Regions from separate parts of the Homo sapiens genome. Here all the other regions are linked to region 2. A link is a loop called in an ENCODE intact Hi-C map of the cell type or tissue named here. Cell type or tissue: Calu3. All regions are shown on one strand.

What was found. Peaks named below come from ENCODE experiments on the same cell type or tissue, not always from the same donor. Only the 100,000 strongest peaks of a DNase experiment are listed, where the experiment ranks them.
Region 1: it touches region 2 in a loop (13-fold over the local background); 2 of 110 quality-filtered maps call a loop at or near these places.
Region 3: it touches region 2 in a loop (6-fold over the local background); 7 of 110 quality-filtered maps call a loop at or near these places.

The regions. Positions count from the first base shown.
Region 1 is chr4:27,091,648-27,099,647 of GRCh38, reverse strand. No RefSeq gene overlaps it. Among named protein-coding and RNA genes, the nearest start is that of LINC02261, 120 kb to the left of the region's middle. RefSeq lists an enhancer at 7,935-8,000. In Calu3, no CTCF peak of the experiment used is centred here; no DNase peak of the experiment used is centred here.
Region 2 is chr4:27,172,334-27,180,333 of GRCh38, reverse strand. No RefSeq gene overlaps it. Among named protein-coding and RNA genes, the nearest start is that of LINC02261, 41 kb to the left of the region's middle. In Calu3, no CTCF peak of the experiment used is centred here; a DNase peak (open chromatin) is centred at 3,743.
Region 3 is chr4:27,043,766-27,051,765 of GRCh38, reverse strand. No RefSeq gene overlaps it. Among named protein-coding and RNA genes, the nearest start is that of LINC02261, 170 kb to the left of the region's middle. In Calu3, a CTCF peak has its summit at 3,307; no DNase peak of the experiment used is centred here.

The sequences.
Region 1 (8,000 bases), 81 kb after region 2:
TCAGCCACGAGAAAGGTGTCTCCAAGAGCCTTACCAAGGCAACAGAAGAACTGAGATGAGAGAAGTTGAACGCCCAGAGAGGTTGGGAACAGGGAGGAGGCTCAAACAGCTGTGTGCCCAGACAGCCACGTCGCATCATAGTCTGCTCCAAGGAGGGGGGCTGACTATCCCCAAATAGTTCCCCTCCAGCCTGCCACTAAATTGTTGTTTATTTCTAAAATGCCTTAGCTAAGAAGCACATAAACCACTCTCCACTGGTGCCATGACTCTTCCCCACTGGGACCCAGGAGCTGGAGCAGGACCTAGTAGAGACTAGACACTCCATAGCAATGAGCTGAATGACTGCACTGTGAAGGAATGCATGATTTGGTAAAAGCAGAGAGAAGAGAGGAGCCCCCTTTAGATCCCAGAAAGTTAAGCGGAGGAGAGTCGAGGGCTGCAGGAAGCACAGCAGAGAGGGGCTTCTGGAAATGGTGAGCAGAATGGGTGCCTTGGAGGGCGGCTCTGAAATGCCAGGGTCACTTAGTGACCCGGAATTTGCTAACCCTCCAGCCTTCTCTCACTCCCTTCTCTTACGTTTTATGCCCAATTCCTAATTGTTTCCAGTTGTCTGCACTTGCCTTGCTATTTTGGGCATCAGGCCTTTGCGCATGCTGTTCCCTGAGCCTGGAAGGTTGTCCTGTTGCATTCTCCAATACCATTGCTTGTCATCCCCTCCTCTAGGAAGCCCTCCTGGATAACCCCATCCAGTGCCTACTTGCACATCCCATGGTATTGCAACAACCTGGGGCCTTCCAGGGCTCCCTCTTTAGCTCACCTCTATAACTTCAGAAACTGAGACAAACTCCAGGTGAATGTCTCACTTAACTGGGGTGGGATGGGATGGGATGGACAGGATGGGACAGGATGGGATGGGAGTAGGGGGATGTGGAGAGGCAAGAATGACAAGGATGAGGATGGGGCTGGCCCAAAGAGGGGAAATACCAAATGAGGAATGGGCCAATAACCAAGACAGATTTGGGGTCTGAAGGGATTCTGCCTGGAATAAACCTGGTTTTGAGTCGTCCGTGAATGCCCTTTAAAACAGAGTGTGGACATATTTATTTAGGGAAGAAACTAAAGTAACGTGATTTGCCCCGTTTTTTGCTCCAAGTCCTCCTGGTTTGGCTTCTGGGATCTGCTTTCCCTAGACAGCCTCACGCTGGCATCCAGCAGCAAACAATCTTGTGGACAATTAATGTCAGCTGTTCTAGAAAGTCAAACCATGACTTCTTGGAATCAAGTCTGCCATCAGCTCATTGAAATGGACCTGCCTCCTTCCCCTTTTCTCTCTTGAATGATGAGGAAGTGAATGAATGAGTGAATGAATGAATGAATGAATGTGGTTTATCATGGCAGGATAAATAATACTTGGCCCTAACAACAAGCATAGCAGTGTGGAAACAGCACAGGTTTTGGAGTCAGATGGGCCCAGTTTAATGTCACTTCCTAGCTCCATGACCTTCTGCAAATGGCTGTCCCTCTGAGGGGCCCCAGTCTCTCAGCAACAATATGGTTGTTACTGAGAATTAAAGATCAATATATAAAGTTTCCAGCACCTAACAGGTGCTTCGTATCAAGAGTTTCCTTCCTCATTCCTCCATCCTCTCCTTCCTCTCTCCTTTGTTCCTTCCTTACAATCATTAACATTTGATAAACACCTACCAGATGGCAAGCCTTGCATGCAAGGGGCTTTCCTGTACATCTTCTCATTTAATCATTGCTCACATCCTTATAGGGTGAAGGCTAAGGTTAAATACTCTCCTGCATTCGTTTTCTAGGGCTGTTGTAACAAAGTACCACACACCAGGTGCTGAAAATCACAGAAATTTATTATTTGACAGTCTGGAAGCTGCAAGTCCAAGATCAAGATGTTGGCAGGGTTGCCTCCTTCTGAGTGCTGTGAGGGAGAATCTGTTCCACGCTCTCCCGTCGCCTCTGGTGGCTGCTGGCATTCCTTCGCTTGTCGATACATCACCCCAGTCCCTGCCTTCACCTTCACATGATGTTCCCATTGTCTGTGTCTATCTCTGCATATAAATTTCCCTTTTATAAAGAACACCGTCATATTGGCTTAGGGCCCATCCTCATGATGTCGTCTTAACTTGATCATCTGCACCACCCCTATCACCAAATAAGGCTACATTCACCGGTCCTGAGACTTCAACATCTTTTGGGGGACACGATTAGACCCATAACACCTCCCAAAGGGGAGAACCAAGACTCATGCCCGTATCCTTCTGTCTCTCTGCCTTTCTCCCAGAATTGCCTTGAGTTTAGCTTTTCATGCAACAGTTCAGGAAAAATGCAGTGTGAGCGCTCTCACCACAGGGAGACTGCTTGGGGGACAGCAGGTCAGACTGGAAAGAGATCTTAAGTGTCTTCCAGTACGATACTATCATTTTACAAATAAGGATATTGAGGTCCGAAGAGGGACAGCAACTTGTCCAAGGTCACACTGCTGGATAGAAATGAGCCAGGGCTAGAACTCAGGTCCCAGATTCCCCCTGCAGACCTTCTCTCTGCTGCAGAAAATTCCTCCACTAATCCCGCACCAAAAAGCTGCTAGCTCTTACATTCACACTCCCCATTAATGTTGAGAAAGAAAACATTTCTCAAACATAAATTTCTGAATAAAAGTCTTAAACGCTCAGTTGCATCAAATGACTGCAGTAAGCAAAGTGTCTGTTTTAACCAGAGGAAGAGACTATTATTATTATTATCATTATTATTACAATTCTAATACTCAGGTCAAAATTGTCAGCAAGACCAAGAATGCCACTTCTGTCCAGTTTGAAGAAAACAGGTGTAGAAAATGACTCGCAGAAATCGAGTCACAGTTTCAGCTAAATACATTTTTAATTCCTTATGTATTTTTTATATTTTGTTTTGTACAGGACTGTTTACCCAGTTAATGGTGAAGTGGAATGTATTGTCACCAAGTTGCTGGGGGTTTTTTCTTACTCAGTCTTGAAGTGCCCCCTAGTGAAATGTTTTTACATTTAAAAAGTTGAGAATTAAGCCAAAAATAAGATTTTCAAAAAGCAGAAGAACATTTTAGAAAAAAATGGGGACAAATTGGAGGTGGAGGGATGGCTTTGTTTTAAGGCGATTCGAACGTGATTATTTTACAATCCATTCCTGAGCCCTTTTCTATATGCACCCTCACGCCGGTTGCCTTGTAGACTCATCCCTGAGAAAGGAGGGTTTTACCTACAGAGCGCACAGCAGAGAAATCTTGCAAGCTGACTTGCAGCCAGTCAGAGGGGAGTAGCCAGCCCACCACAGACACACTGTGGCCACAAAAAGGCCAGGGATTCCGCCATTTTTCCAAAGAGGTATTGTGAAACCTATGCCAACACTAGGTTTGTGCTTAGGCAGTTTTAGGGAGCATCTTGTGATGTGAGGAAATCTGAGAGTCATTCCTTGGTCACTGCAAACCATGCAATGCTGATTGTATGGAAAACAGCATTTGAAAGGGGAGCTTGCGGAAGGAAAGGGAGAAGGGAGGAGGGTATATTGGAATTCTCTCTAATTTCTGCTCATTTTTGCTATAAACCTAAAATTGCTCTTAAAAAAGTGTGTTAATTTTTAAACAACATTTGACAGAGCAAACAAAACCCAAAGAAAGTGGTCTTAAAAGGCAACTAAACATCAGCTCCACCTAATTGACAGTTTGCAACCTTGACTATAAAAAATGTGCATTTCTAGTACGCACCTTCAGAGGTTCACATTTAATTGGTTTAGGGTGGAGCAGGCATTAGTCTTTCAAAAGCTCCCTCAAGCAACCTGATATGCAGCCTTGGTTGAGAAACGTGGACCAAAATGAGGCCCCCTGCCCAGACACCAAGCTCTCACCAAGTTTCTTCTGGAATGTGCTTTGGGTTCCCTTGGGGTCCTCCTCCTGCAGGCAGGAGGACAGAAGCCACTGGCCATTCAGAAGGGAAGGACATGCGGTATGCCCTATCCCCTGAGCCCCTGTGGCAAGTCACTAAAGTGGCTTCCCAGGTAAGCAGCTCACAAGAGGATTCAGCTGTCCACGTCAACTCAAATAATCTGGGTAATTTGATAAATGGGGACGGGCCACAAAGTAGTGCTGCAGTATGGGTTCCTCCCCAACCAGAATGCAATGCTCAGGAGGGCAGTGTGCCTCCCAGGGAATGCACCTCATACTGATGAGGCTGCTGGGAACAGCCCAGGGGCCACAGGCGCACCACACAGGCTGAGGTCCTAGCCATGCATCTGTCCTCAGCATTTCCTGGCCTCCGTCTGTTCCATCACCACAGGTCTCAGGCCTGGACACTCCCCTTGTTCTTTGCAGGATGGAGAAGGAGAGGCTGGTGGGAAACCCTCCTGATGACTTCATATAAAAACAAGAGCTTCTCAACAGTTATCTCTTTTTCTCCCTTTTAAGAGAAATTGCCATAGGATTCAGCTGTAGGTTGGATATGGCAACAAGCCAAGGGAATGTCCAAGGTCAAACCAGAAAAATGGTGGCAACTACCAGTTTCAGTGGTTCCCAAATGCTAATGCTCTTAAGAATCACCTGCAGCTCTTCAGAAAGATTCCCAGATTCCTAGCCCCATGTAGAGACGCTAATTCAGTAGGCCTGGGCTGGTTTCCAAGATTCCATTCAATCGTTCAGCAAATATTTAATAAGTTCCTACTACATGCCAAGCTCTGTTTCTGGGCCTAGGGACATGGTATTGAACAAATAGCCCTTTGCTGTTGTGGAGCTTACATTCTAGTGAATGCAATCTGCATTTTTAACAAGCTGTGTATGTGTTTTAGGTGCAGGAAGTTCCAGATCATGCTCTAAGAAGTGCTAATCATTCAACGTACTCACATTACAGACATGGAAGTTAAGGACCAGACAGGGAGGTAACTCACCATGAATTCCTCTGTCCTGTCTGTGGGCCGGTTCTGCCAACACCAGCCCCTCTTCTTGGCCACACTGTCTAGAGCCATCTAAACATTCTGCAGATGAGACTTTTGTTTTGGTCGCTCCTTTCCATATCAGAATCGAATAAAGGAAACACCTGCATTAGCTGCTAATCTTATATGTCTGAAAATCAAACGACCAATGGTATGGTTGTCTGATCAGCAGTCACACAGCAAATCAATGTCAGAGGTGCCAAGAATGTGAAGGGTTGTACTTCCCACCCTCTCTCAGGAGCACGGTCCCTGCCCAGGGCAACTGCAGCCTTCCTCTGGCCTTAGGATCGCCACACTCATTGCACTGTGCCGTGGGGCAGCAGTTCCTGTTACTGAAAGGCTTCTGCAAAATGCTGATTCCCAGGCCTGCCCCAGCCATCTCTGGGGATGAGACTTAAGAATCTATATTTTATAAATGCTCCCTGGGTAGTTCAGATGTTATTTCCAGGTGTGGAAACAATCAATATAGGAGGAAAAGCACAAGATTGTATTATGTCAGAAAGATCCGGGGTCAAGCCCCAGCTCTGCCACCTATTAGCTGCGTGGCCAGGGATAAGTTGTTTGACTTCTCTGAGATTCAATTCCTTTATCTGTTAAACTGGAGTAAATATACCTTCCCTCACAGAGTTGAGGGTGAGGATGAAATTTAAGAGTGTTTGCAGGTGTCTGGCTGGGGGGTCCCCCATGTGCAGTGGGGCGCAGTCAACAGATACATTTACTGATAAATTGCAGCCCTGACCAGGTCTGGGAGTAGCTCAGAGTAAGGTTCTAGACCCACTCAACTTTGGGCAAGTTATTTCACTTATCTGAAACTCAGCTTTCTCACATTAAAATGAAGATGATGCTAGTCATCATAATAAATTATTGAGTTGTTTTGAGGATTAGATGAAGGGTGAAGCAAATGTTGGCTGTTTTTATCACATACTCCTTCTGTACCATTGCTCATTCAATTATCTCTTTTTTTGTATTTTTTTAATATTTATTTTAAGTTCCAGGATACATGTGCAGAATGTGCAGGTTTGTTACATAGGTATACTTGTGCCATGGTGGTTTGCTGCAACTATTGACCCGTTCTCTAAGCTCCCTCCCCTCACCCCCCACCCTGCAACAGGCCCCAGTGTGTGTTGCTCCCCTCCCTGTGTCCATGCGTTCTCATTGTTCAACTCCTACTTATGAGCAACAACATGCAGTGTTTGGTTTTCTCTTCCTGTGTTAGTTTGCTGAGGAGGATGGATGAAGCTGGAAGCCATTAACTCTTTTTAAAGCCTAACAATCATTCTACCGCCTCTGTTTATCCCAGCCAGCTGCAAGAAGCCATCAAGATGTAATGGGAAAACCAGAGGCTAAGGAAGCCAAAAGTTCTGGGTTTGAATCTCAGCACATGGTCTTTGCAGTATGTGTCTTTGATTGTTTGCATAACATCTCTGAACCTCAGTTTAAATGCCATCAGTGAAACAGGCATACAACGTTCCCCAGACTTCAGGAATAACATTTCGATACTCATCTAATGCAGTCTGACCCCTCTGCTATGACTTTTATGAGCTTCCTCTCTCATTGTATTCCTGAGAGCCTGTAGGGAACCTTTCCATGTTACAAAAAGCAGCCCCTGCTGCTGCTTGGCAGCCCTCACTTCAGACCCCTGAGCCAGCACCTCTGCTGCTCCCCTCTTGCTGTCATGCTATAATTGCCTCTTCAAGCCAATATGCTCTACATTCTTCTGTATCCCCAGCATGGGACATCCCCTTTCTATTTTTCCTGCAAGCACCAGTAGCATAAGTTGTGGTGTTTTTGTCTTGACCAAAGGCCTGAGCAACGCATCAAGAAGTCTCAATATTAAAAAAGACTCTCAGTTTCTATCAGCTCTGTCAACTGCCCCTGCCCCCAAAATCCATCAGCTTTGTCCCTTCTTGGGGACTCCACTGAGAAAGAAAAAGGGACTAGAACTTCTTGGAGGATGGAGGGACAATGTCTAAAGAGGCCTCGGTGGTGGAGCAACAGCCTAGAACATACACGCTTTGACAACTGATTTGAGATTGTCACCCAAGAAAAAAGAGGAGTCTCTACCCAAGAAAAGCTGAGTAAGGGGATCCAGAGAATGACCACTGCAGAGGCTTTGCAGAGGAGGCCCAGTGGCCACATGGAAACCGAGAACTCACTGCTGTCGATGACCACTGGCTCCACAGGCCCTACGGCTCTTGTCAATGCAGGAGAGGCCAGATCCCTAGCCACTGACTGTCCAGCCAGAGTGACACCTGTCCATGCCACAGCACTGCCTGGCATCATCCAAGACCCCATGTGAATACACAAGAATACCCCAAGACACCTGGGAACACAAAGGTTGATGGACAGGGACATTTCACTGGGTGATGAGAGGACAGAAAGCCTCCCTACTTGTTTCATAGGGAATTCCACACCTCTCCTAGTGACATCTCTCAGGGGTTAGTGACAGCACTCTTTGTGTCTGAGGCCAGCTCTGCTCTTTCCCCACCCCACAGAGAGAAGCGTCATTGTTCTCTGACACTTGGCACCCAGCAGACAAGGGCTCCAGCCAGAACCAATGTGCTGCTTGGCGGAGGTGCTCAGCTCCCTGCTCTCAGGAGGTCCCTCGTTTCTGTATGGAATGCTGGATAAAAGACATCACACATTTGATAAGAACTATGGAACTGTACAACACACAGAGTGAACTCTAACATAATTTTAGTTACTACTACTGTACTAATATGGGTTCATCAACTGTAACAAACATCCCACACCAAGGCAAGATATTAACAGTAGGAGTGCCAGCTGCAGTGGCTCACATCGCTAATCCCAGCACTTCTGGAGACTGAAAGTGAGGATTGCTTGACCCCAGGAGTTCAAGACCAGCCTGGGCAACACAGTGAGACCCCATATCTACAAAAAAAAAAGCAGGAGGATCACTTGAGCCCAGGAGTTCAAGACCAGCCTGGCCAGCATAGTGAGACCCCATCTCTACAAAAAATCAAAAAATTAGCCAGGCATGGTGGCACACACCTGTGGTCCCAGCT
Region 2 (8,000 bases):
ACAGTTAGCTAATGTATGTGCTGCTTTCTAAATAAACAGTAAATTTTATCTCATACAATGCAGTCCTCACCAGAAAGAAGAAAGCTGAGCCACAAGACAGGTTGGCTCCCACCGATCACGGGATGCCTGCTCCCTGAATGCAGGCAAAATTCCTTAGAGGAACTGCCACGCAATTTCAGAACCCTCTTGGTAATCAATGTTTCAGCGAACTGAAGTTAATGGATAATTGCTACTAATGTGTTAGACGGAAGGCTCACATGCTTTGGAGTCAGACATATTTTTGAATTTCAGTTCTATTTCTAACAATAAGAAGGAATAATAATTTTCCTAGGCAAGTTATTTAACCTCCCTAAGCTTTGATGTCCACAGTTCCTCAAAGCTTGTGTGAGGAGATAAGAGTAAAGTGTCTGGTGAAGAGTAAACACTCAATATATGTTAGCAACTAGGAAAATGACATTGGATGTGGTAGTCATTAAATTCATGTGAAGTTTTATGTAATTTCTCAAAAGTCACTCTGGTAGAAAAGAAGAATTGGAATTCGAACCTACTACATCTGTGTGACCCCAAAGTCCAGGGTCATTTCAGTAGCATAGCTTAGTTTATTGACCATCACGTCTTTTAACACAGCCCAAAATACCATCATTGTAGTGAACCATTCAGCTGGGTTTCACCAGACAAAATGATAGAAGTACAATAAATTCCATATAATAGCCAATCAATCATGGTAGCTTTCTGGGGCCATATTATCAACATCTTTAATGTTGCACTCATATGTTTAGACTTCCCCTCAGCATTATCTAGCAGCAGAAAATCATTCCCTTATGATAACATTCAGCTCTACTGACGTTATCAGTTAACCAGCGACATTCAATTAGTGAAATGCCAGGTTCTCCTATTGAAAACACTTCAGGAAAGATTTCTAGATCTCGAAAACTGACCACAAACCTGAGTGGTGTTTAGAAATAGGAAACTTGTGTTGAACTGCATGGAGCTTTGGGCTTTCAAAATGCCAGTCACTTTGTACTTCTGTCTTTTTCATCTCAAATGAAAGGGTTTCATCAAACCATTGTTCATGTCTTGCCATGCTGATAATGTGAACAGGTTCACAGAGAAGTACTTGAGGCAAGACTTGTTCTCAGGAACATGACTTGCCATTGCCCACAAGAACAAATATAACACAATAAATTAGACAAATGGAAACTAAATTAAATGATGGCAAGGGAAAATATAGACATGTCAGGCAGGTAAGATCAGGGGATAAAATTAAGCGAAGATATAAAAGTGATATGATTTAGAGGAAATAATGCTGAGCTGAAAATAGAGCTGTGAGGTTCTGATGGCCAAGGATTTACCTATTTGTATAAATTAATTTGATTACAACATTCATGTTGTCTATGAGAAGAGGAAAAAATGCATACTAATTTCTTAGAAGAAATGATGTTTCTTCCTGGAACTTTATACCAGAGCTGTTCAATAGAAATACAATTTGAGTCACCTATGAAATTTTAAATTTTCTAACAGCCACATTTAAAAATGTTAAAAAAAGATGACATTGGTTTTAACATTTTATTTAACCCAATATATCCAAAATATTATCATTTCAACATAGTCAATATATAAGACTACTAAGATTTTTTATTCTTTTTTTACATACTGTCTTCAAAATATGATGTATATTTTATACTCATAGTGCATCTCAATGGAGATGTACTAAATTTTTATCAGAAACACTTGATCTATATTTGGATTTCACAAATGGACTGTTGAAAAAGTAGATTCACATACCCACACTGTTCTAACATCCTTAAATGTTCTCTCATGGCTGTGTTCACTTTTACATTTGATTTAATTAAAAATTAAATGAAATCCAATTCCTCATTTGCACTAGCCATATTTCATTTGCTCAGAAGTCACATACAGACAGCATAGGTCTAAATGAAAAGTTGTGTCCAGGCCTTTACATAGAGGTTACTGAGTAAAACAGAATACAGTATCTTCAGCAGTACCCCTGCAAAACCTCCGTTTCTTCAGAGAATTTCTCGATGTAAGCTGAGGGCATAATGCCAAGGCCCAGCTCAGAGCTAAGCAGAAGGGCAAGGCCATTATGTCTACTCATCCTGCTCTCTGATGTTTTGGAATGGAAGGATCTCTCCAAATGCTCTTCAATCCACTCTCTGTCTGTATATTTCCCTTGGCTGAGTTTTTTATTTGCACACTAAAGAAGATAATATTCACAGGCAAAAGTCTAAAGTTCAAGTAAAATTTTTATTGATTAAGAACAATGCACATGTTTTGGAAATCACTTTTTGTGGGAAACTGATAAGTACCTCCAAAAGCTAGGTATTTAGGGAAAAAAAACTGTATATATGTATATATAAAGTTCTCTTCAGAATTAAAGAATTAATTTTAAAAAGTTCAGGAATCATGTAAAAATAATACATAATTCTAATACTATTTAAATACTATTTAAACTGAAAATGAAAGAATAGAGAAGGCATTCTAATTTATTTTTATCAAGCCACCATAAACTTCATATAAGAGCCTAAAAAATATTTCACAGATAAAAGATAATACAAATGAAATTAAATTTAAAATGTCAAATTTCATTTATAAATAGATGCAGTGGTTCATCAATGAAATTTGAAAAGACTTTGCACTATTTTACTCTTCTCCATTTCCTGATCTCCGTAATTCTGTTATGAAAATAAATGAACTTAAGCATATTTATGTCAAAGAATACATGAGAGAGAGGAATAATCACAATACAAAAAAAAAGGAGGGCTTCATCAGAACTCCTGAAGTGAAAATCTAAAGAAAAAAATGTCCCATTTTTCTCATTTGCTGTTAATTAAAAATGCCAATTCTGTCTACAAATCAGATTGGTGAGGAACTTTCCATTGAAATGAACATATCCATCTCTAGAGGAGATTCCCAGCGGGAAGCGGTCCTCCAGCTCCGCACTGTCTCCAGTGGAGCTCCTGAGGCAGCCAGGGACGATTATCTACACCGTAGGGCGTGCAGAATAAATAAAGGTTAAATGATTATCAAAATGTGACCAACATCTGAGCAAACAGCATGTACCTTGGCAGGAGGGATATCCATTCCAGGGCAAATCACAGCCAACTATGGAAATAAACTTATCAGATGCAGGCTGCTGCGGCATTCCTAGCTGCAGACCTTCTCCCAGGCTGCTGGTTCATAAGAAGGATTCCAAAGTGGCTCAACAGCCCCTGGCCCAGCCGCCCCCAGCTTCCTGAGCTTCCTAAGGCTGGTTGTAGCTACACTGTCTTCACCTCCCATTATCACTTTCATGGCTGTGAATGTCAGAGATCATAGTCTTTGAACTTACCCACAAGAGAGAGCAAGATAAGAAAACAACAATATTTGTGTAAATGTGAGGCCTCAGGAGGGAAGAATTTTAGACCTCTTGGTCCTTACAGTTAAGCAGGATGAGAAGTATTTTGGGCAGACTATACTACAAGCAATGAGATCTCTTTTAAGGGGAGTTGGTGAAGTAGACTTACTGTGGGCCAAACACTATTTGAACAGCGTGAATGATTTCATTTCATAAAACAGAATAAAGTAGATTCTATTGTTATCTTGATTTTTTCAGATAAAGAAACTAAGATACAGAGAAAGTAAGTAACTTGCCCAAGGTCTCACAGCTAGGAAACGGGGGAACTGAGATGTTAGCCTTAGGTAGTGATGCTAGAGACTCTACTCTTAACAGCAGTGCTACAGTGCCACCCTATGGGCCTGCTGGAAAAATCCACTTGCCAATGAATCCAGTTGTTATGGACTGAATGATCGTGCACCCCTAATATTCATAGATTGAAACCTAATTCCCAGTGGGAGGGCATTTGGAGGTTTGGGCCTTTGGGAGGTGATTAGGTCAGGAAGGTAGAGCATGAATGGGATTAGTGTTCTTATAAAAGAAGCCCCAGAGAGCTGCCTTGCCCTTTTTGCTACATGAGGTTACAACCACCTGTGAACCAGTAAGCCACCCCTTACCAGACCCTGAATCTGCCAGTACCTTGGTCTTGGACTTCCAGAACTATGGAAAATAAATACACATTGTTTAAGCCACCCAGTCTATGGTGCAGCAGCCAGAACAGACTAAGAAACCAGTCAAATAAAAATCTAATCAAGATTTAAACCTAAGGAATAGAGGAGCACATTAGAAAGAACTGACGGAGCCTGAATGCAGTGGCTCACACCTGTAATCCCAGCACTTTGGGAGGCCAAGGTGAGCAGATTGCTTGAGCCCAGGAGTTTGAGACCAGCTTGGTCAACATGGCGAAACCTTGCCTCTACAAAAAATACAAAAAAATTAGCTGGGCATGGTGTTGCATGCCTGTAGTCCCAGCCATTTGGGAAGCTGAGGCAGGAGGATCACCCGAGCCTGGGAGGTCAAGAATAGAGTAAGCCGTGATTGTACCACTGCACTCCAGGCTGGGTGATAGAGTGAGACCCTGTTTTGAAAGAAAGAAAGAAAAAGGAAGAAAGGAAGAAAAAGGAGGGAAGGAAGGAAGGAAGAAAAGAAGGAAGGAAGGAGGGAAGGAAGGAAGGAAGGAAGGAAGGAAGGAAGGAAGGAAGGAAGGAAAGAAGGAAGGGAGGGAGGGAGGGAGAACTGATGGTAGGCAGTGACTCTATTTAAATATAAATACTTGACAGTTGTGTGAATTATATACCAAACAGAAAGTAAACCTCGAGCATTATGCAAGGTGTAATCAACAAAAATTGGGAGGTAGAGGGTGAGCAGATAGGTCAAAATATTAACTTTTTATGGCAGCAACTCAAATCCCAAATGTAGTTTTTTAAAAAAAATGATACTGATGTCAACTTCTTAATGTTTTCTTCTTAATAATCTCTTTAGCGGTATCTTTGAAAAAATATCTCTTGCTGTAAAAAAAGAAAATCCATTTAAAATTTTACCTTTCCTTCATTTTCATTTCTTCAGTTTGAATGAAAATAAAGTTAAATTTTTTTTAAAATTTTGAATTTTAAATAGTTGTATTTTTAACAACTATTTTATATTTACATTTTACTTTACATATTCAATAGAACCAACAGCTTTGTATCTTTTTCTTGTAGAAGTGGATATAGAATCATATCTGGAATGATGAGTTGTCAATATGAATGTTGTTCATTTCCGTAAGCTTGTATTTGGGAAGTTTTTATTATTATTCTTTCCATTGCTGTTATTAGAATTTCATTTATTCAATTGTCACATATTTACTGAGCAGTTACAATATAACAAGAATTGTTCTCAGCTCTAAGGATATACAGCAATGAGCAAAACAAACTCAGGCCTTGGCTTTGGAGCTTCTGCTCCAGGGAGACCAACTGTGTTAGTCCGTTCTCATGCTGCTATAAAGAACTGTCCAATGCAGTGGCTCACGCTTGTAATCCCAGCACTTTGGGAAGCCAAGGTGGACAGATCACAAGGTCAGGAGATCGAGACCATCCTGGCTAACACGGTGAAACCCCGTCTCTACTAAAAATACAAAAAATTAGCCGGGCTTGGTGGCGGGTGCCTGTAGTCCCAGCTACTTGGGAGGCTGAGGTGGGAGAACTGCTTGAACCCAGGAGGCAGAGGTTGCAATGGGCTGAGACCATGCCATTGCACTCCAGCCTGGGTGACAGAGTGAGACTCTGTCTAAAAAACTAATAATAAAATAAAAAATAAAAAAAAAAGAACTTCCCAAGACTGGGTAATTTATAAAGAAAAGAGGTTTAATTAACTCACAGTTCTGCATGGCTGGGGAGGCCTTGGGAAACTTACAATCATGGCAGAAGGTAAAGCAAACATGTCCTTCTTCACATGGCAGCAGGAAGGAGGAGTGCAGAGCAAAGCAGGGAGAAAAGCCCCTTATAAAACCATCAGATCTCAGTGAGAACTCATTCACTATCACGAGAACAACGTGGTGGTAACCACTCCCATGATTCAATTACCTCCCACCAGGTCCCTCTCCTGACAAATGGAGATTATGGGAACTACAATTCAAGATGAGATTTAGGTGGGGTCAGAGCCAAACCATATCACCGGCAATAAACAAATAAACACACACCATCATGTAAGCTATTGAAGAACAAGAAGAGGTAGACAGTGATAACGGGCAGAGTAATTTTTACTAAAGTGATGAAGTAACCTCTCCAAGATGGTAACATTTCAGTGGAAAACTGAAAAAAGTTCAAGAGGGAGCCATGCAAGATCCTGAGGGAAAACATCAATGAAGAAAGAAAAACCAGTGCAAATATCCCAAGGCAGGAAAGATGTAACAGGGTAATAAAGGACCTCAGTGAAATTCAGCACTGAAGCTTTCAAACTTGAGCCTTGAGCCAAGTACTTAGTAAGCCTGTATGGCATGCTCAAATTCAGGCTATCTACTGCCTGGGTAATGTTCAAATTTGAGCTAGCTTTTACTCATTTTCATTTTTCTATTGCCTCTTCGACAGCTCCCAGCCTCACACAGCAACCTCCTTAGACTTACATCAAAGTTCTTATTGTGTATGAAATATTGAAATTAGCAGATAACCTGTCTATTTTCCCAAAGCAACGAAGGCCAAGTGGAGCATGTTAAATGCTTACATAAGTAAGCTAATGGCAACGTTGAAAGTTTTATTGGCATTAAACCCTTTCAAAAGTATCTGACAACCTGGATAAAAGCATGTATACTGTGTGAATCTCCTTTATTAATGAGGCAATTAATCGCGAGAATTACCAAACTTCACTGAGAACCCAGCAGGCTGCTGTGAAAATGGAGTTCTGGGCTTCTGCAGAAATCCTCAATCAAGAAAAGTAGCACCTCGGAGCTGAGAAGGCCTGGTGTGATTGACAGCCGTGTTTATTGATTTTGGATTTTGAGAACAACTCCCAGGGGGCTGGTATCAGCGAGTCAGAGGCAGAATTTGATGAGGTAGATGGGACCCTGAGGGAAAAGCTCATAAGGCAGAATAGTGGAGTGCCCCTTCCCTGACCCTCGCAGGCACGATAAGAGATGGTCTCTTTCTCATTTTAACAGGGATTCATTCCCACCAGGCTGCATCTGAAGAAGATGACAGCCCCAAAGAGCAAGACTCTTTGGGGGAAAAAAATTAAGCTTCTTAAGTGCAAACTTTCAAACTGCCACAAACAGGCCTGTGCTTCAGGAAAGAAAGAAGGAGCAAAACATCTGGTACCCAGGCTTCCACCACATCCACAGTCGGGATTCTGTTATGGATATGAAAAGGCCATAGTGTAGACAATATCTAATTATGATTTAATGACTGGGAAATGAAGAGACAGGCTTGAAATCCTCTTCCAAGTGATATCTACTTTGCATTTTTTAGGCTTTCATTTATTGCTTTGTAAAGTAGAATGTATTAATTTAATGTCTATTATTAATTAATTAATTAAATGTCTCTGTGTATTTGTGTGTGTGTGTGTGTGTGTGTGTGTGTCCTATCCTCTGCATGTGAACAGATTCTAGCAGTATTTCCAAGAAGACATTTTGGTAAGGGAGTCTCGTCTAGCACATCCACCACATCACCTGCCAGGAGGGACAGATGATGGGATGATTAAAAGCAAATGAAACAGCAGATCATCCCTGTCTCCTAAACCCACAATTCCAGACACTCTCAGGTGAAGGAGCACCAGGGTGTCCTGAGGGTTTTGTCACCTGTGCAAAATAATGATGTTCTTACTTCTGTCATACACAATAGGAAGTAACTTCTGTGGCAGAAAATGTGACTTCATGATACGTATGCGAAGTCAAATCACAACCAGAAACACAAAGTTCCCTGGAATAAAAAATATAAACTGTCAACCTAGGAGGGCTGTGTGCCTCTGAAGAAGATTCTTACATCAAAATCCTCCGGATATGTGGTCACTTACCTTCTCATCTCTTCACATTGTGCTGTGTTTAAGCATTAACGGGGGCCAAGGTTTTTATTAAAAATTATGGGAGGACAATCTAGACCATCCTGGCTAACACGGTGAAACCTCGTCTCTACTAAAA
Region 3 (8,000 bases), 130 kb after region 2:
CAGGACGTCTCTCCACTGACCTACCTCTCAGCCCAGTTCTTCCCGTCCTGCTCCCTCCAGCCATTCAACTTTTGCAAATTCTGCCGATTACACAGCGAGCACTTTGACAAGAGAGCTTGATTTCACATGGGGCCTCCAGACCTGAGGTGAGAGGAGATTGTCCCCAGGTGGAAATAAAGATCTGGTGCTTCCCATAACAAGTTCTCATTAGCCAAAGGCTATAGTGTTGAAAATACATGCTATGTATAAAAGGTGACTTGTCTTCAAATTTTTCTTGTAACTAGAAAGATTGTCAGAATTTTAAATGCTCCACCACCCTAGCCAACATGGTGAAACACCATCTCTACTAAAAATACAAAAATCAGCCAGGCGTGGTGGCACGTGCCTATAGTCCCAGCTACTTGGGAGGCTGAGGCATAAGAATCACTTGAACCCAAGAGGCGGAGGTTGCACTGAGCTGAGATCCCGCCACTGCACACCAGCCTGGGCAATAAAGTGAGACTGTGTCTCAAAAAAAAAAAAAAAAAAAGAGAAGAATGTGGATATTTATTTGCTTGAATTCAGAATCCATTTACCTGGAGCTGAGGCCTATGAAAACCTGGACAAAAAGATCACCAGGCCCCATGCCTATCAGGGAAATCTTTGGAATGATTGCTAATGGGGTGGAGCTGGGCACTGGAGGCACTGAGTGGGAGGAGAAATTCTGTCATGGAGACAGAGGTGTGTCCAGGTAGGCTTGGTGAGAGACACACAGATTCGACATGGGTCCTGAAGGATGCAGAAGGGGGAGGGTGGTGGGGAGGAGGTGAGAAGGGCGTCTGGAAGGGCCAGGAACAGTGTGGATGGGTCAGCATGATCCCTGGTCAGGGGTGAGGGAGGAGACTCTGTGACAAGATTGGGCTGCTTCTCCATGTTGGGCTGCTCTTGCTAACAGGGGAGATGACTGAGAGCAAAGGTTACTTAATGAGATTTTTCTAGACATCTAATATGAGTGTCGCCCAACTGGAACCACAGGCCAGAGTCCATATAGGCTGTGGGAAGTGGGGTATGGCCATAGTGGAACAATGGGAAAACCATCTAAGATTCAGGGCATTTAACTTAGGGGTAGAGAGGAGTGTCGCACTGAAACCCTATTGACTCTAGTGGGGAAGGTACCAGATTCAAGAGGCTGGAGAGGAGACCCAGCGCCAGCAAACAAAACATGAGATTTTGGGGGGGTTTTTTGAGACAGAATCTCCCTCTGTTGCCCAGGCTGGAGCAAGTGGTGCCCTCTCGGCTCACTGAAGCCTCCACCTCCTAGGTTCAAGCAATTCTCCTGCTGCAGCCTCCTGAGTAGCTGGGATTACAAGCGTGCACCACCATGCCCAGCTAATTTTTGTATTTTTGTAGAGATGGAGTTTTACCATGTTAGCAAGGCTGGTCTCGAACTCCTGACCTCAAGTGATCTGCCTGCCTCTGCCTCCCAAAGTGCTGGGATTACATGCGTGAGCCACCGCACCCAGCCCATGAGATTTTACTGGAGGCTTACATACAGGGGAGAGGGCCCAGTGGCCGTGGGCTGGGCAAGATATCGGCCTTCCCTACAGTAAAGTGGTGGCGGCTAGGCAGGAAAACCACAGCTCCTTGCAAAAAGCCCGCAGTTCACGTAGCATTTCTACTTAACACCTTCTCCCTAACAACCTCCACCTGGCAATCCTCACTCAACCCAAAACTCAGGGCCTGAATCCCCGTGTTCCATGGCGTGGGCCAGGGGCTCAGATGTTCCTGATAGACATGGAACAAATCTCCGAGTTCGCCACTCCTGGATTCCCTAGCCCAGAACTCACATTCAGGTGCATCTGCCATACAGAGTCCTTCTCAGGGTACACTTAAATTATTGCTATCATGTGCACTTACCTACAAGGAGTCAGGGTTCAGTAGAAGTAAGGCTGTCTTTCTCATAATAGAAGGGCCAGGTCATGGCAGACTTTGCACCTGGGTTAAGTCGAGGCAGAGAGGTTTCCTCTCATGTGCCATTTCTGAGGAAATCATAGCACCTGCCTGGAGGGCTGTGCTGAGAAGGACATCAGCTCCTCAGAATTTCCCACAGACCTCTGCGTGAACAGCCCTGTTCCCCTCCCTGACTGCATTTCCCACCGCTGCGCTGAGCTGGGCTCACCATGGGGAAAAATGGCCCAACGGTTAGCCCTACCCCTCAGTGGGGCCATCTTTACGTTGACACAATGCCAACCACAACATTCCCATCCCTGAGCAAGTTTATGCAGCAACTGTAACACTTGAACCCTGGCTGGGAGAGGTCCTTGTGGAGCTTTTCCAACTCTAACGTTTTAGGATGGAACCAAGGTGATAAAAACACAAAACTTAACTCCTACTTAGATGGGGCCAAGATGAAATTGACCAGGCTTTCATAACAGAGAACTGCAGAGTCCCTGTTCACCTTCGGCTGTCAAGTGGATTAACCAGTACTCAAAAGGTGTTTCAAAACCCAAAGCACCACAGCAAAGAATTCAACCAGTGAAATATTAATGGGTTGTGCTGGAAGATAAAATTAAATACTTAGTATTTGTCGAGTACCAAAGAAAATTACACCAAATAACTCAAAACGAAATATTTAATTAGCTGCTCTGAAACGGATTTGTTCTGAAACCATTAATCTCATTAACACACACAACTTCCCTTTCACAGTACCTGCTTTGTTTTTGTATGAGGCCGACACGCAGCTCACATTTGTCTACTTGTGTATGTGGATATCTCTAAGAGCCTCCTCGTAATACAAACTGTGTTTCTGCTTCCTTGCTTCCCATATTTGTGGGTAACATTCATTATCCACAAAACAAAATAAAGAAATTGCTCCAAATGAGAAACAGTCGATGTTTCCAACTGCACAGAGAAGGGGCTATTTTTCCAACGTGCACTGCAGATGTGGCAGCTGAATGCATGTGCACACGAAAACGCTAAATGAACAGCCCGCATAATCGTGACAATTATACGTTGCAATATGTTCTGTTTCTACTCATTAACTCGGGAAGTTCCAAGGAGGGGTAAAAAGTCGGTCGTTCTGTTCTCTTAAAACTGCAGCTTTGTGGACTCTACCTGCTTACTGATAAATTTGACATTATTGAAAAAATACTGTAATAAATTTAGAAACAAAGATTATTCCCACTGAAAAATTATATAATTAACATTTTGAAAGCAGCTGGGATCGGGAGTATTGGAAATAATACCAATACAATACTGCCATCTAGAGGAAACTGGGAGAAACCACAGCCCTTTTTTATTTTTCTGATTGCCGTCTTCCCAGTTGTAAAATCAGCAGCGTAATAAAAGGGTTTGCTGGCTGGTATATGTGATAACGATGGGGAAGGGAGACTCACAGTTCCAAATAATGCAATCTTTAGATGAGAGATCTCAAAATTTTTCTTCACATCCCTGAACTCTGAGGCGTCGGAGACGTTGAGGAGGGGCATGTTAACCAGAAAAAGAGGGGCAAACTCAGATCTCCACGAGGCCCGCCAAGAGCCTGAATGCATGTGCAGCCCAGTCTTAGTATTGCCCTTCCTTTTTTTGCGTGTTTTTGGTTGTTTGTTTGTTTAAGGAAAGCTGAAAATGTGTACATGTGTGTGAAATCTCCAGATATTTTAATTTGGCAACTTCTAAAAAATTTAGCTGTGCGGTCTGAATAAAACATGTCTGAGGACCAGCTTTGGCTCAAAGACAGCCAGTTTGTGACAGCCAGTTTGTGATCTTTGGGATAGAAGAAAAAATATTGCCAGTGAATACTGACCAAATGAGAAAGGAAGAGAGAACCCAGGGGGCTGTTACCAGCTTAGAAATGTGTCAAGTGCTTATGTGCCACACTGAAATGCCAGTCTAGACAAGATTCGAACACAGCATTGGATTTAGCTGTCCTGCCCTCTGTAATTTATACAGCTGTGCAGTGTAAGGCTTAATGAAACCGTGCACCGTCTTTTATTATTATTATTATTATTATTATTATTATTATTATTATTACTTATTTAGTTATTTATTTTGAGATGGAGTTTCACTCTTGTCACCCAGGCTGGAGTCCAAGGGTGCGATCTTGGCTCACTGCAACCTCTGCCTCCCAGGTTCAAGTGATTCTCCTGACTCAATCTCCCGAGCAGTTGGGATTACAGGCGCGTGCCAGCACACCTGGCTAATTTTTGTATTTTTAGTAGAGACGGGGTTTCATCACATTGGCCAGGCTGGTCTCGAACTCCTGACCTCAGGTGATGCGCCCACCTCGGCCTCCCAAAGTGCTGGGATTACAGGCGTGAGCCACCATGCCCGGCCTGTGCACCATCTATCTGCAAATGCAGTAAGTGGTTTCCCCACTCACACGCTGATTCATCAGTAGGTTAGGCCAGTCCTTTCTCTACCCTGGTTACACCTGAGAAATCTCCCCCAGGAGTTCATCACCAGTTAATGGAAGACACAATGGGAGAGAAAGAAAGGAGAAGAAAGCACTAAAATAAAGTCAAAGACAGAAATTGCCAAAGAAGACAGGGGCTGTTGTTCTGATGTTTTCAAATAATCACATCATTGAACCAGGAAAAAAAATCATAACTAATAGTGGCCACAATGTCAAATAACCAAAAGAGACTTAGAGAAAAAAATGTGTACAAAGTGATGCCAGGCTCTGTATGTGCCTCTATTGAGTAAATAAATTTTTGCAGGTAGGGAACACAGTGCCAAGCAAGTTGAGAGGTTGCCATTGATTTGCACTCTCAGCTAATTTGCACTGAGGTGCTCCAGCTCGTTTTCCCTCTTGGTTAAATAATTGAGGGGTTATAACTGTCACAGAACAAAGAAAACCATGACATGAGTATCACAACTTTTGTATCTGATTCCACATACTTCTGATAAACAGATTAAGGAAGGACATTTCAAATACGTGTATGGGAGAGATCGGGAGGGAAAGGTTCACGGGCATGAGCAGTCAGAGAGGTGAGGCAGGTGCAGCTTCCCAACTCGCCCTTCTCTTCCTTGTTCCATTGTTTCAATGTATGAAAAAGGAGTGTTGAAATGTACTCTTGCAATTGTGGATTTGTCTGGTTCTTGCCTTAATTGCATGAGCTTTTGTTTCATGCATTTTGAAGCTCTGTTATCATGTACTTCTTATATAAACATATTTAGGATGTGTGTGCTTTGTTGGTAAATTAACCCTTTCCTCAATATGAAATGTCCCTCTTTATATGTAGTAACAATCTTTGTCTTGAAGGCTACTTTGTGTGAAATTGATATAAGCATACCAGCTTTCTTATGCCTACTATTTTGTAATACATAATTTCCCCCTCCTTTTTGACATGTGTATTTATACTTACATTTCATCATTTATGGGCAACACACTGTGGGTCTTACATTTTTATTCGGTCAGAAGTTCTCTGCCTCTTGAATAAAGAGTTTAGGCAGTTCACTTTAAGTAATTATTAATATGACTGGGTTTAATTGTATTATCTTGCTATTTGTTTTGTGTTTTTCCAGTTGTTTTTTTTTTTCTTTTTTCTGAGATGGAGTCTTGTTCGGTCACCCAGGCTGGAGTGCAGTGGCGTAATCTCAGCTCACTGCAACCTCCGCCCCCCAGGTTTAAGCAATTCTCCTGCCTTAGCTTCCGAAGTCGCTGGGATTACAGGCACGTGCCACCACACCTGGCTAGTTTTTGTATTTTTAGTAGAGGCAGGGTTTCACCATGTTGGCCAGGCTGGTCTCGAACTCCCAGCCTCCCAAAGTGCTGGGATTACAGACATGAGCCACCGCGCACAGCCTTTCCATTCTTTTTTGTTTGTTCTTGTTCCTCCATCTCTCCTTGCTTGTTTTCTTTTGAATTAACCAGATTTTTAATATTCTGTGTCTTCCATTGAGGTTTTAGCTATGTCTTATTTTTTATAGCAGCTACTCTAGTGAGTAGAACATTCACCCTTACCTTATTACACACTACAGAGTAATATTCCACTTCATGTGAAGTGCAAGGTGCTTTCAAGAGTATAGTTTCATTTTTGTCCCCTGAGCTATTGTCATATTTTGTTCAACATATATTGTAAATTTCGAAATGCAATATTACCTTTGCTTCAAAGTGTTACATGTTTCTTAAAGAAGTTGAGAAGTAAGGTTGGACACAGTGGCTCATTCCTTTAATCCCAGCACTTTGGGAGGCCAAGGCAGGAGGATCACTTGAGGCCAGAAGTTCAAGACCAGCCTGGCCAACATAACAAGACCCTGGATAAAATAACTTTTCATCTTCCAATTGATCTCAATTTTTAAAAAGATAAAGAAAAAAAGAAATTGAGAACAAAACAGTATTTTTTATATTTATCCATGTATTTAAAATTTCTGGTCTTTGCTTTACTTCCGTAGGTCTGAGTTTTCATCTAATGTCATTTATTTGGAGGCTAAAGAACTTCCGTTAGCATTTCTCATAGTGTAGATCTGCTGGCAACATATCTTTTCAGCTTTTTAAAAATGGATCTGAAAATCTATTTTATTCTAATTTTTGAAGGATATTCATGCTGGATAAAGTTAGCATGAAAACACCTGTCTTTGCTGACAGTTTTCCTTCTTCTTTCAATGAGTTTAAGAAGTTCTTATATGTCTTCTGGCCCTCATTACTTCCCAGTAGAAGGCATTTGTCATATGCATCTTTGTTCTCCTGTGTTGGGTCTTTTTTTCTTTGGCTTCTTTTAAGATTTTCTAAGTGGAGTTCTCTTTGTACTTATCTTGTTTGGGATTTACTGAGCGTCTTGGATGAATATTAATTTTTTACTACCCAATTTTGGGAATTTTCAGGTATTATTTTCTCAAATATTTTTTCTGCCCATTCCCTCCCTTCTCCTTTTCTTGAATCCCAATTATGTGGATGTTAGACAACTTAATAATCTCACATGATCACTAAGTCTCTGTTCATTGTTTTCATCTTTCCACTTTTTTCTCTTTCTTCTTCAGATGGGATAATTTTTATTGATTTCTCTTCAAGTTCACTGTACCTTTTCTTGTGAAGTCTCCAATCTGCTGTCAAACCCCTCCAGTAAAGTCTTCATTTCTAACAGCATACCTTTCGGTTATAGAATTTTCATTTGTTTCTTTTTATAAGGCTCATTGCTCTATTGAGGTTTTCCATTTGAGGTTTTCCACCTGTTCACTTATTGTGGCCATGTTTTCCTTTTTACCTCTGAACATATTTGTAATGGCAATCTTAAAATTTTAGTCTTTACAACATCTGAACTCTATAGTTCAGTTTAGTCTTTACAACATATAAAACTCTATTCCCATTAACTGGGTTTTGTTCCCTTGATCATGAGTAACATAATTCTAACTTCTTATATGTCTAGAAATTTTTTATTGTATGCTGGGCATTAGGTGTGATACATTATGAAGAGTCTAGATTATGTTGTCTTCTTTAAAGAATGTTAGTTTTGTTCTGCAAAGCAGTCAGTTGGTGCCAAGTTCCCCTACTCTGGCTTGGTTTTATTCCTTTTTCAGGGTGGTTCTGTTTTACATTTATTCCTAGTCCAGGACATTATTGCAGGAGTTGGCAAATATTGTGTGCATAGGACCAGGTAGTAAATATTTTGGCCTTTGTGAGTCAAATATGGTCTCTGTCTCATTTTCCTTCTTCCTCTCCTTTCCCCACTCCTCCTCTTCCTTCACCTTCTCCTGATGCTGCTGCTTCTAAAATGCAGAATTATTCTTGGATTGTGGGGTGCACAAATCAAGCCCAGAAGCCAGATTTGGCCACAGTTTTCTGACCTGTGCCCTAGAACATGATCCTACTCCTAGCACGTGGCCTTTATGAGGTTTGAAGCATTCACTGAAAACATTCCATCTGGTTTGTCCAAAACTCCAATGTCTCACAGTACCATACAACCCCTAGCCAATCAAAAGCCACTCTCTGCTAAGCCTCATGAAGCCTCACTCGGTGTATCTGCCTCCTAGCCCTGAGTGAAGGACCCGTAAGAAACCCATATCCTCCTTACCTGCACTAA